Regions from separate parts of the Homo sapiens genome. Here region 2 is linked to region 1. A link is a contact called in ENCODE Hi-C or POLR2A ChIA-PET data. All regions are on one chromosome and are shown on one strand. Each heading gives the region's core, a stretch centred on a gene start or an enhancer-like site at or near the end of the contact. The rest is flanking DNA. Distances are from core to core; before and after follow the strand shown.

Evidence for each region. A loop is a pair of places that touch in the nucleus more often than their neighbours do. ChIA-PET counts read pairs that join two places held with the same protein, here RNA polymerase II (POLR2A). Pooled maps may share reads with other maps.
Region 2: a loop to region 1 is called in a pooled map, with 3 times the contacts of the local background. The contact joins the promoter of ORMDL3 here to the promoter of PNMT in region 1. A Hi-C loop is called at or near these places in 1 of 168 maps with a recorded cell type or tissue (gastrocnemius medialis) and 6 of 50 pooled maps. POLR2A ChIA-PET finds 5 or more read pairs at or near these places in 3 of 52 experiments (CD4-positive, alpha-beta T cell, GM12878 and HepG2).

The regions. Positions count from the first base shown.
Region 1 is chr17:39,665,679-39,669,702 of GRCh38, forward strand. It overlaps PNMT (phenylethanolamine N-methyltransferase), which reads left to right and starts at 2,775. Exons shown (of 3, transcript NM_002686.4): 1 at 2,775-2,999; 2 at 3,951-4,024. The coding sequence starts at 2,798. TCAP (titin-cap) reads left to right here. Exons shown (of 2, transcript NM_003673.4): 2 at 38-876. The coding sequence ends at 431. RefSeq lists enhancers at 90-827, 828-1,565, 2,999-3,158 and a silencer at 2,609-2,858.
Region 2 is chr17:39,926,351-39,933,147 of GRCh38, forward strand. ORMDL3 (ORMDL sphingolipid biosynthesis regulator 3) reads right to left here and starts at 1,251. Exons shown (of 4, transcript NM_139280.4): 1 at 1,134-1,251. LRRC3C (leucine rich repeat containing 3C) reads left to right here and starts at 1,382. Exons shown (of 4, transcript NM_001195545.2): 1 at 1,382-1,464. LOC124903999 (a long non-coding RNA gene) reads left to right here and starts at 370. Exons shown (of 2, transcript XR_007065750.1): 1 at 370-412; 2 at 578-652. RefSeq lists enhancers at 505-1,115, 1,116-1,727.

The DNA of each region.
Region 1 (4,024 bases), core at 1,525-4,024:
AGCTCCCAGGAGCTCACTGCCCCTCCCCTCTCCCCAGCTGCTCCCTGCATGAGGAGGACACCCAGAGACATGAGACCTACCACCAGCAGGGGCAGTGCCAGGTGCTGGTGCAGCGCTCGCCCTGGCTGATGATGCGGATGGGCATCCTCGGCCGTGGGCTGCAGGAGTACCAGCTGCCCTACCAGCGGGTACTGCCGCTGCCCATCTTCACCCCTGCCAAGATGGGCGCCACCAAGGAGGAGCGTGAGGACACCCCCATCCAGCTTCAGGAGCTGCTGGCGCTGGAGACAGCCCTGGGTGGCCAGTGTGTGGACCGCCAGGAGGTGGCTGAGATCACAAAGCAGCTGCCCCCTGTGGTGCCTGTCAGCAAGCCCGGTGCACTTCGTCGCTCCCTGTCCCGCTCCATGTCCCAGGAAGCACAGAGAGGCTGAGAGGGACTGTGACTTGGGCTCCGCTGTGCCCGCCCTGGGCTGGGCCCTTCCTGGCTAGGACTGTGGAGGGGAGCTGCTGGCCATGGCTGCTTTGTAGTTTGCCCAGAGTTGGGGGCTAGGGGAGGGGGGAGCCAGAGGCCAGGATGCCTGAGCCCCCTGAGTTCCCAAAGGGAGGGTGGCAGAGACAGTGGGCACTAAGGGTGGAGAGTTGGGGGCCAGCACAGCTGAGGACCCTCAGCCCCAGGAGAAGGGACAAAAGGTACTGGTGAGGGCAAGAGGTGCCTGGGAGGAGTGGCCCTGATCCAGGAAAATGTGAGGGGAATCTGGAACGCTCTAGGCAGAAGAAGCTGGGAGGGAGGGGGAGGTGAAAAGGGCAGAGGCAAGGATGGTGGGGCCCCCAGCACCCTCTGTTAGTGCCGCAATAAATGCTCAATCATGTGCCAGAGTTGCATCTCTTTCCTTGTGGTTGGGGGGGCTGGCCCATGGGTGTCCCCTCAATGCCCACTTCTGGGACCAGGCTCCGCATCTGAGCTAAATATGGCAGAGCTAATGGGTACACCCCATACTTGGGGTGGGGGTGGGGGCAGGACAGAGCTGTAAACAGGGTGCTGTCTCCAGTCTCCTTCCCGTACCCTGACCGCTGCCCAGTCCTGGCTTCTGTGTCCAGCCCCCTGGCACTGGGTGGTAACCAGCAAGCCAGCTGGCATCCGCATCCAGGGTTTGTTTCAATGATGTCTCGTGGAGAATATGGAGGGGCTGGTGCCAGGACTGTCCTTGGCTTTGCCTCGGGGTGTGAACGGGGTCAGTGACCTCTAAAACTAACCTGCCTCTCAGTTCTGAATCCAGACAGAATCAATCCTCAGCTGTGTCTCGCTCCACACCCCCTGCCCTGGAAGCCAGGGAAGGTTGGAGGTGCTAGGGGGTCAGGCTCCCCTCTGTGACCCCTGCAGCTGTTGTGGTGACTCATGTCCCAACCTAGCTGCCTCTCCCAAGGAGACTTTCCCCTGGGGACAAGGGGGAGGGAATGGCATGGAGGAGGCCCACATCAAGCGGGGCCAGGAACCCACGGTGGCAGGAGCTGGGCTGGTGACCTACCCAGGGCAGAAGGGCCCGGGACTCATCCAGAGGGGAAGGAAGGGGTCTTCAGGAAGACCACGGAGATGCCACAGGCAGAATTGGCTTCCCATCTGGGAGATAGGTGGGGAGACCCTGGCATTTTGACAGCCAGAACCTGGGGTGCTGAGCAGAATCTTCATGCCTGGCCTGGCCGCTCCTTCGGAGGGAAGCTGGAGGGTGGGCTGCGAGAGGAGTGGGGTCAGAGCCCCTACATCCGCAGGACCCCAAATCGGCTGGGCCCCAAGGCCCGGACTGCGCTCCCCGGTGGCCCCGGCGGCCCTCCGCGAATGCGTCCTGCCCCTCCCCTGCCCAAGCCCTCTGCCCTCACCCGGGTCCGGCGCCGCCCCCGAAGTGGCGGGAACAACCCGAACCCGAACCTTCTGTCCTCGGGAGCCCCCAGATAAGCGGCTGGGAACCCGCGGGGCCCGCAGGGGAGGCCCGGCTGTTCCGCCCGCTAAGTGCATTAGCACAGCTCACCTCCCCTATCGCGCCTGCCATCGGACGGGCAGTGCCGCGCCCTGCTCTGGGGCCCCCGGAGCGACCACAGCGGAGGCCGGAACGGACTGTCCTTTCTGGGGCGGGGTGGGGAGGGGGTGTCGCTGGAGGGCCCGGTGGCATAGCAACGGACGAGAGAGGCCTGGAGGAGGGGCGGGGAGGGGGAGTTGTGTGGCAGTTCTAAGGGAAGGGTGGGTGCTGGGACGGGTGTCCGGGAGGGAGGGGAGCCTGGCGGGGTCTGGGGCCTCGTCGCGGAGGGCGCTGCGAGGGGGAAACTGGGGAAAGGGCCTAATTCCCCAGTCTCCACCTCGAATCAGGAAAGAGAAGGGGCGGGCTGCTGGGCAAAAGAGGTGAATGGCTGCGGGGGGCTGGAGAAGAGAGATGGGAGGGGCCGGCCGGCGGGGGTGAGGGGGTCTAAAGATTGTGGGGGTGAGGAACTGAGGGTGGGGGGCGCCCAGAGGCGGGACTCGGGGCGGGGCAGGCGAGGCGGAGGGCGAGGGCTGCGGGAGCAAGTACGGAGCCGGGGGTGTGGGGGACGATTGCCGCTGCAGCCGCCGCCCCACTCACCTCCGGTGTGTCTGCAGCCCGGACACTAAGGGAGATGGATGAATGGGTGGGGAGGATGCGGCGCACATGGCCCCGGGCGGCTCGGCGGTCAGCTGCCGCCCCCACAGCGGACCGGTCGGGGCGGGGGTCGGGCGGTAGAAAAAAGGGCCGCGAGGCGAGCGGGGCACTGGGCGGACCGCGGCGGCAGCATGAGCGGCGCAGACCGTAGCCCCAATGCGGGCGCAGCCCCTGACTCGGCCCCGGGCCAGGCGGCGGTGGCTTCGGCCTACCAGCGCTTCGAGCCGCGCGCCTACCTCCGCAACAACTACGCGCCCCCTCGCGGGGACCTGTGCAACCCGAACGGCGTCGGGCCGTGGAAGCTGCGCTGCTTGGCGCAGACCTTCGCCACCGGTGAGCGGGGGAAACTGAGGCACGAGGGACAAGAGGTCGTCGGGGAGTGAAAGCAGGCGCAGGGAAATAAAAAGAAGGAAAGGGAGACAGACCAGGCGCCTAACAGATGGGGACCAAGAAACAAGAGATAGCTGAGAGGTGCAAACAGAAGAGAAAAAAGAGCAACATCCCTTAGGAGAGGGGCAGAGGAGAGAGAGGTGGAGAGAGGGGGCGGAGAGTGCTCAGAATTGAGAGCTAAGGTGGGGGATGCAGGACAGACTGAGGTGGAGATGCATAGGAGGAAATGGAGGCAGATGTGGGACAGGGGTGAGAAACTGCCAGGATTTCCTCGCTGAGCCTGGCTGGTAGGTATAGTTGTTTTCTTTCTTTTTCTTTATTTTATTTTCATTTATTTACTTATTTTTATTTTTTATTTGTTTTGAGACGGAGTTTCGCTCTTGTTGCCCAGGCTGGAGTACAATGGCGCCATCTCGGCTCACTGCAACCTCCGCCTCCCCGGTTCAAGCGATTCTCTTGCCTCAGCTTCCCTAGTAGCTGGGATTACAGGCATGCGCCCCCATGCCTGGCTAATTTATTTGTATTTTTAGTAGAGACGGGACTTCTCCATGTTGGTCAGGCTGGTCTCGAACTCCCAACCTTAGGATCCACCCACCCCGGCCTCCCAAAGTGCTGGGATTACAGGTGTGAGCCACTGCGCCCGGCCAGTAGGTATAGTCTTCTAGATGTGAAACCTGAGTCTCAGAGCGGTGAAGTTCCCTTCCGAAGGGCAGCCCATGTTGGAGCTGGGTTCAGTCTAACTCTGGGGCCAATGCTTTTTCCAGATGGAGACACATTTGCAGAGGAGAAGGAAGAACTAGAGAGAGGCAGGGAGATGCAGGGGAGGGAAGGGTAAGGAGGCAGGGGCTGCCTGGGCTGGCTGGCACCAGGACCCTCTTCCTCTGCCCTGCCCAGGTGAAGTGTCCGGACGCACCCTCATCGACATTGGTTCAGGCCCCACCGTGTACCAGCTGCTCAGTGCCTGCAGC
Region 2 (6,797 bases), core at 1-2,500, 260 kb after region 1:
GAGATCAATAAACTAACAAAAAGACTGGCAATGAGGAAACACTCTTGAGACTTTCGTGTGACTATGGATACATATCACTTCCATTAGTAAAACAACCAACTGGCCCCTACCCTAGATGGGGAGAAACAGAGAGAAGAGGCTGGCAGAGGTCGACTAGGTCTACAGGAGTTGAGCCGAAAACTTCTGCTGCCATAGCTGGCAGGTGGCTGCTTAGTGCTGGGCCCTGATGTGGTTTCATAACCTGCCTCAAACCAGAGCCTGCAGCAACTCTGTTGTGTTAACCACTTTTTTGCTGGTAGCTCTTTCCCCCTCCTTCCCGCCCCACCCTCTTGGCTCCACATACAAATATCCGGGCCCAGCCAGTATGCCAGACACTCAAGCCAAGGCTGAGCACCACCAGGGCAGCCACCAGGTGAGCCCTTCCCATTCCCTCCCCCAGGAAAGAGCAGCCCTCACAACAGCAAACCTCCTGTCTTCTGGAAGAGGAGCACAAAACATCCAGGCCTGGATGGGGACCCCAACGGGGAGTCCGGGGCAGCACGTCACAATGCCATGTCCATTCCGCCCACCCCCCAAGCTGCAGGACCACAGCTGATAACCTCTCAACTTTGGCCCAGCCACCCCGACTGGGGGAGGGCGGTAGGAGCGGAAAGCGAGTGCCCAGGCGAACCCGCACTAAGCACAGGAGAGGAGGAGCGAAGAGGCGGAGTCCTCACTGTTGTTGGGGTTTTCTGAGTGAGACCTCGGGTGCGGGGCCGGGGGGAGGGGTCCCGCTCTGTTCCCCAGCCTGGGTCTTCGCACTCGGAACCCGGTCCGGTCCGGGACCCCACAGCCATCTCCACGCGTTCACCCAGCCCTGGAGGCAGCCAAACGTTTATCCCCGAAGCCGAGCCGCTCCCCGCCTCCCACCCCTAGCCGAGGCGCTCCTCCCGACGTTCCACCCCCGGCCTCCCGCTCGCACTTTATTCCTTGGCCACCTCCCCAGCCGATGCACCCCCTCGGCTGATGCACTCCCTCCACCCCCCACTCCCTCTGCCCCCGTCTCTCCAGCCCGGGGCGCCTCCCCAGCAGCCCCCACCTTCTCTCCCGCCCCTCCCGTAGCCCTGGGGCCTCTTGGTTCCTTCCGGGCTCACCGTGTGGGGCCGAAGATCAACGGCCCGGGAACGGTTCCCGGGAGCGGGGGCCGCTGCTGCTCCAGCAGCTGTAACAACCCGCGGCTGCAGCCTCCCCGCTGGCAGCTCCGGCCGAATCAGCGCTCCGCGCCGGTCCCCGTACGTCACCGCCCCGCGCCGGCACGCCCGACGCCTTCTGGGAGTTGTAGTTTCTTCCGCTGGCTCCGGGCCGGCCCTCCCGACGCCTCCTGGGAGTTGTAGTTTTTCCTGGGCTCCGTTCCCGGCCTCTTCGGGGACGCACGGTTGGAAGTTGTACCGTGACGTGATGGTCAGATCGGATGATAGAATTTTGGTGCGTAACAATTCCAACTTTTGCTTCTGTGCCCTTCAAGTGTATTTTATCCGTGCCCCAGTTTTGCAGATGAGGAGACTCGGACTTGTAAGTAACTTTCTGTAGGTCTTTGCTGGGTCCTAGACTGGATCGAAACCCAAATATTCTGACCCCAACTGCAGGATTTTTCCACTGCACCTGGCTGCCTCCGCCCTGGCCCCAGATTGGCTCCTCCAGAAACAGACTAGCCCGGCCCTTTGCCCTGCTGGGCCCTCCTGGGAGAGCGCTTTTCACAACATTGGCTGGGATGAGGGTCTGGAGGGCCCGGAACGGAGCCTGCCTTCTCCTTCTCAGTCACGCTTGGCCCAGGCTGCCCCGGACCGGGCCACATCCTTGGCCGCCCCGCACCTGACGTGAGAAGAGGCTACGTATCATAGATTCCTCCATCAGTAGTAAGGAGCCTGAGTTTCTGTCTCAGGTCAGCTTGTGTGGCTTTGAATGAGAGGCTCTGGTCTGCAGTTTTCACATCTGCATCGTCTAAAGGCAAGGGCACAGACTTTACTGCCTGGTAGACATGGGGTAGGCCCTCCTTTATTGGCAGTGTGACCCTGGGCAAATTACTTGTCTTAATCTCCAATTCCACACCTGTGAAACCCCACCTCCAAGGTTGTGGGAACCCAAAAGAATGTATGTAAAGCACCTGTTGCATTGTAGGAATCTACTTAATATTACTGTAGGAGGTTGAACTAAATGGCTCTTGAGGTCTCCTCGGTTACTCCCATTCTCCATGTCACCAAGAGGTCTTGTCTGGGTAGTTTCAACTCCTTACCCAGCTTCTTTCTAAGTCCACTCTATGCAGGGCAGGGCTGGAATAGCAAGGTCAGATGATGTCATGGCATGCCAACCTGACTCTGAATGGCAGTTCATGGCACCCTGAACTGAAAGTGAGGGAACAGGAAGGAAAAGGCTAGCCCAGGGAAACTGCGGAGCACTTTACTCGGACTACACCTACCTTTCCTTCCCCAGGGGGCTGCCAGGAAACAGTTGTCACACAGCTGGAGTGGGACCCCCAGAGGCACTTAGTGGTCACCAGGCAGGTGGGTATTTGAACCACCCAGAGCAGAACAGGCAGCTTCTTCAATATTTCCAGGGCCAATGGCCCCAAAAGGGCTCATTCCAAGATCGAAATAATCATCTGAGTCTGAAATAGCTCTGCCTATGTCCTGTGGAAGTTTCTCCTGGTTTGTGGAGGTGCCTTTCCTTATAGTCATCTTTCTGCAGACATAAGCAAACCCAGTGTTGTTCTTTTCACAGAAACCTCCCCAGCATTAAGGCAAGAAAGGTGTCTCTGTTTTTTCCGAAGTGTGCCTGCTTGACTCCTTTGATTTTTCTCTGGGATTCTTCATCCTCCATCAAGTTGATCGATCCCTCTGGATCTTGGTCAGTTTCCTGACATCTCTATGAAGTTCAGTGACCCAGACTGAGTCCACGTCTCAAATAAGGTTCTGACTAATGCAGAGTCTAACAGAAAGATTACTGAACATGTCATGCACTATTAATAACTCCTGTTATCGAGGATTTTTTTTTCACAATAGGAATGAACAGAGTTCTGACTCACTCTAGGTTTGTGGTAAATTGCAGATCACTTTCTGCTTTATTTAGCGGGAGTCCCTGTTGTCATCTTTCTCCTTCTCTCTTGGCCCTCATAATTATCATATCTTCCCCAAACGTTCTTCAGCTGTGAATAGCCCTAAGCACTATTCAGAGTGAGTGACAGCTCTCTTATTTCGTGCTGGGGGACATACAAACCCTTGGACAAACACTTGTCACTGTGTGCCAAGAAGCTGAAAAATTCTTCTTGCCTCAGAGCCATAATTACACTTTTGGTAGCATATTCTAAGGAAGTCATCCCATGTACAGGAAAAGCTGCAATGTGTCAGGATGTTCATTCCAGCAATATTTATAGTAGTGAAAAACTGAAAGCAACCAAATGCCCAAGAAAAAAATTACAGTATATCCACTGGATGGAATAGTATGAAGCCATTTAGGACAGATTGTGAAAACCCTGTGGCAGTATGGGGAATGTTTGCTAAGTTATATGAAAAGATGAGGACACAAAATAGCATAACATACATTCCCCAGGGATATAGTCAGCAAAGTCTAGAATGAAGAAAATTAGGACAAACACCCAATTCCCTTAACAAATAAAACTGGGGCCAGGTATGGTGACTCACGCCTGTAATCCCAGCACTTTGAGAGGCCAAGGCTTGTGTCCAGGAGTTCGAGACCAACCTGGACAACATGGTAAAACCCCGTGGTCTACAAAAAATACAAAAATTAGTTGGGCATGGTGGTGTGTCTATAGTCCCAGCTACTCAGGAGGCTGAGGTGGGAGGATCAATTGAGCCCGGGAGGTCAAGGCTGCAGTGAGCTGTGATCGTGCCAGTGCATTCCAGTCTGGGCAGCAGAGTGAGATCCTGTCTCAAAAAAAAAAAAAAAAAAAAAGGAAAAAAAAGAGGGGGAGAGACTTACAGATTAAAATAAATTAAATGATATATCAACTAAAAGTCTTATTTGGATCCTGATTCAAGCAAACTGACTTTAAAAAAAAAAAAAAAAAAAAAAAAAAAAAGGCCGGGCATGGTCACGCATGCCTGTAACCCCAGTACTTTGGGAGGCCAAGGTAGGCGGATCACCTGAGGTCAGGAGTTTGACACCAGCCTGGCCAACGTGGTGAAACTCCGTCTCTACTAAAACTACAAAAACTAGCTGGGTGTGGTGATGGGCGCCTGTAATCCCAGCTACTCAGGAGGCTGAAGCAAGAGAATTGCTTGAACCCAGGAGGCAGAGGTTGTAGTGAGCCAAGATTGCACCATTGGCACTCCAGCCTGGGTGACTGAGCAAGGCTCTGTCTCAAAAAAAAAAAAAAAAAAAAAAAGATTTTATTAAGTTATCAGGCAAATTTGAATACTGACAAGGTATTCAACGATATTAAGGAATTCTAAATGTTTAGGCGTGATATGGAATTGTGGTAAGGTTGTTTTTTTAATTTAAAAAGTCCTCCATGGCTGGGCGTGGTAGCTCATGCCTGTAATCCCAGCACTTTGGGAGGCTCAGGCAGACAGATCACCTGAGGTCAGGAGTTCGAGACCAGCCTGGCCAACATGGTGAAACCCCGCCTCTACTAAAAATACAAAAATTAGCCAGGCGTGGTGACAGGCGCCTATAATCCCAGCTACTTGAGAGGCTGAGGCAGGAGAATCGCTTGAACCCAGGAGGTGGAGGATGCAGTGAGCCGAGATCGTGCCATTGCACTCCAGCCTGGGAGACAAGAGTGAAACTTCATCTCAAAAAAAAAAAAAGTCTTCCTTGGCTGGGTGCGTTGGATCACACCTGTAATCCCAGCACTTTGGGAGGTGAGGCAGGCAGATCACAAGGTCAGGAGTTTGAGACCAGCCTGGCCAGCATGGTGAAATCCCGTCTCTACTAAAAATAGAAAAAAATTAGCCAGGCATGGTGGCACGTGCCTGTAATCCCAGCTACTCGGGAGGCTGAGGCAGGAGAATTACTTGAAACTGGGAGGCAGAGGTTGCAGTGAGCCGAGATCATACCACTGTACTCCACCCCGGGTGACAGAGAGAGACTTCGTCTCAAAAAAAAAAAAAAAAAAAAAGTCCTCCTTTCAGACATACATACATACTAAAATATCTGTGGATGAAATGATACAGTGATTGCATTTGCTTCGAAATAATCTGGACTGGGAACCATAGGGAAATAATAAGATGAGCCATGAGGTGATAATTATGGAAGCTGTGTGATGAGGACATGAAGTTCCTTATATTATTTTCTATACTTTTTTTTTTTTTTTTTTTTTGAGACAGAGTCTCACTCTGTCACCCAGGCTGGAGCACAGTGGTGCAGTTTCGGCTCACTGCAACCTCCGCCTCCCTAGTTCAAGAGATTTTCCTGCCTCAGCCTCCCGAGTGGGCTGGGATTACAGGTGCACGCCACCACATCCAGGTAATTTTTGTATTTTTAGTTGAGACAGGGTTTCACCATGTTGGCCAGGCTGGTTTTGAACTCCTGACTTCAAGTGATCTGCCCACCTTGGCCTCCCAAAGTGCTGGGATTACAGGCATGAGCCACCACGCCTGGGCTATTTTCTCTACTTTTTTAATGTTTAAAACTGTTCATAATAAAAAGTCTAAACCTGCATATACGTTAATGATTAAGATAAGCCAAAATAGAGCAGCACTGGTAACATCCTCTGGCACCAGACTGCCAGGGTTCAACTCGCAGCTCCTCTAGTTACCAGCTGTGTAACCTTAAGCAAGTTACTGAACCTCTCTGTGCTTCAGTTACCTCGTTGCTAAAAGAATTGGCAAGTGACACTGGTGTTCGGAAAAAATAAAGTAAATGAAGATGGCGATGATCATGATAATACCCTCCTCATGTTGTGGATATTAAATGGGTCAGTAAATGTGAAATGAAACACTCAAAACAATTCCTGGCACATAATTAAGTGCTCAGTATGTGTTGCCTTTTATTAATTCATTCCACATTTGAATGATATTTGAGCATCTACTTTACTAGGTTATGGAAATTCAACAAAATAAAAACAGACCTTGGGCCGGGCACTGTGGCTCAAGCCTGTAATCCCAGCACTTTGGGAAGCTGAGGCGGGAGGATTGCTTGAGGCCAGGAGTTCAAGACCAGCCTGGCAACGTAATGAGACCCCCCCCCCACCCAACCACCATCTCTATAAAAAACAAAAATAAATTAGCCGGGCATGGTGGCATGTTCCCGTAGTCCCAGCTACTCAGGAGGCTAAGGCGGGAGGATCGCTTGAGCCCAAGGAATTCGAGGCTGCAGTGAGTTATGATCTCGCTAGGAATTCGAGGCTGCAGTGAGTTATGATCTCGCTATTTCACTCCAGCCTGGGCAATAAAGCAAGCCCTGTCTCTTAAAACAACAACAACCGGGCATGGTGGCTAGCGCCTGTAATCCCAGCACTTTGGGAGGCCGAGGCAGGTGGATCATCTGAGGTCAGGAGTTCGAGACCAGCCTGGCCAACATGGTGAAACCCCGTCTCTACTAAAAATGCAAAAATTAGCCAGGCATGGTGGCGCGCCCCTGTAATCCCAGTTACTAGGAAGACTGAGGTGGGAGAATTGCTTGAACCCGGGAGGCGGAGGCTGCAGAGAGCAGAGATGGCGCCATTTTACTCCAGCCTGGGCAACAAGAGTGGAACTTTGTCTCAAAAAATAAAGAAAGGAAGGAAGGAAGGAAGAAAGACAACAACAAAAAAACCTTGAATCAGGATGAAGGGATTTAGGGTGATCTTTTTCATTCTC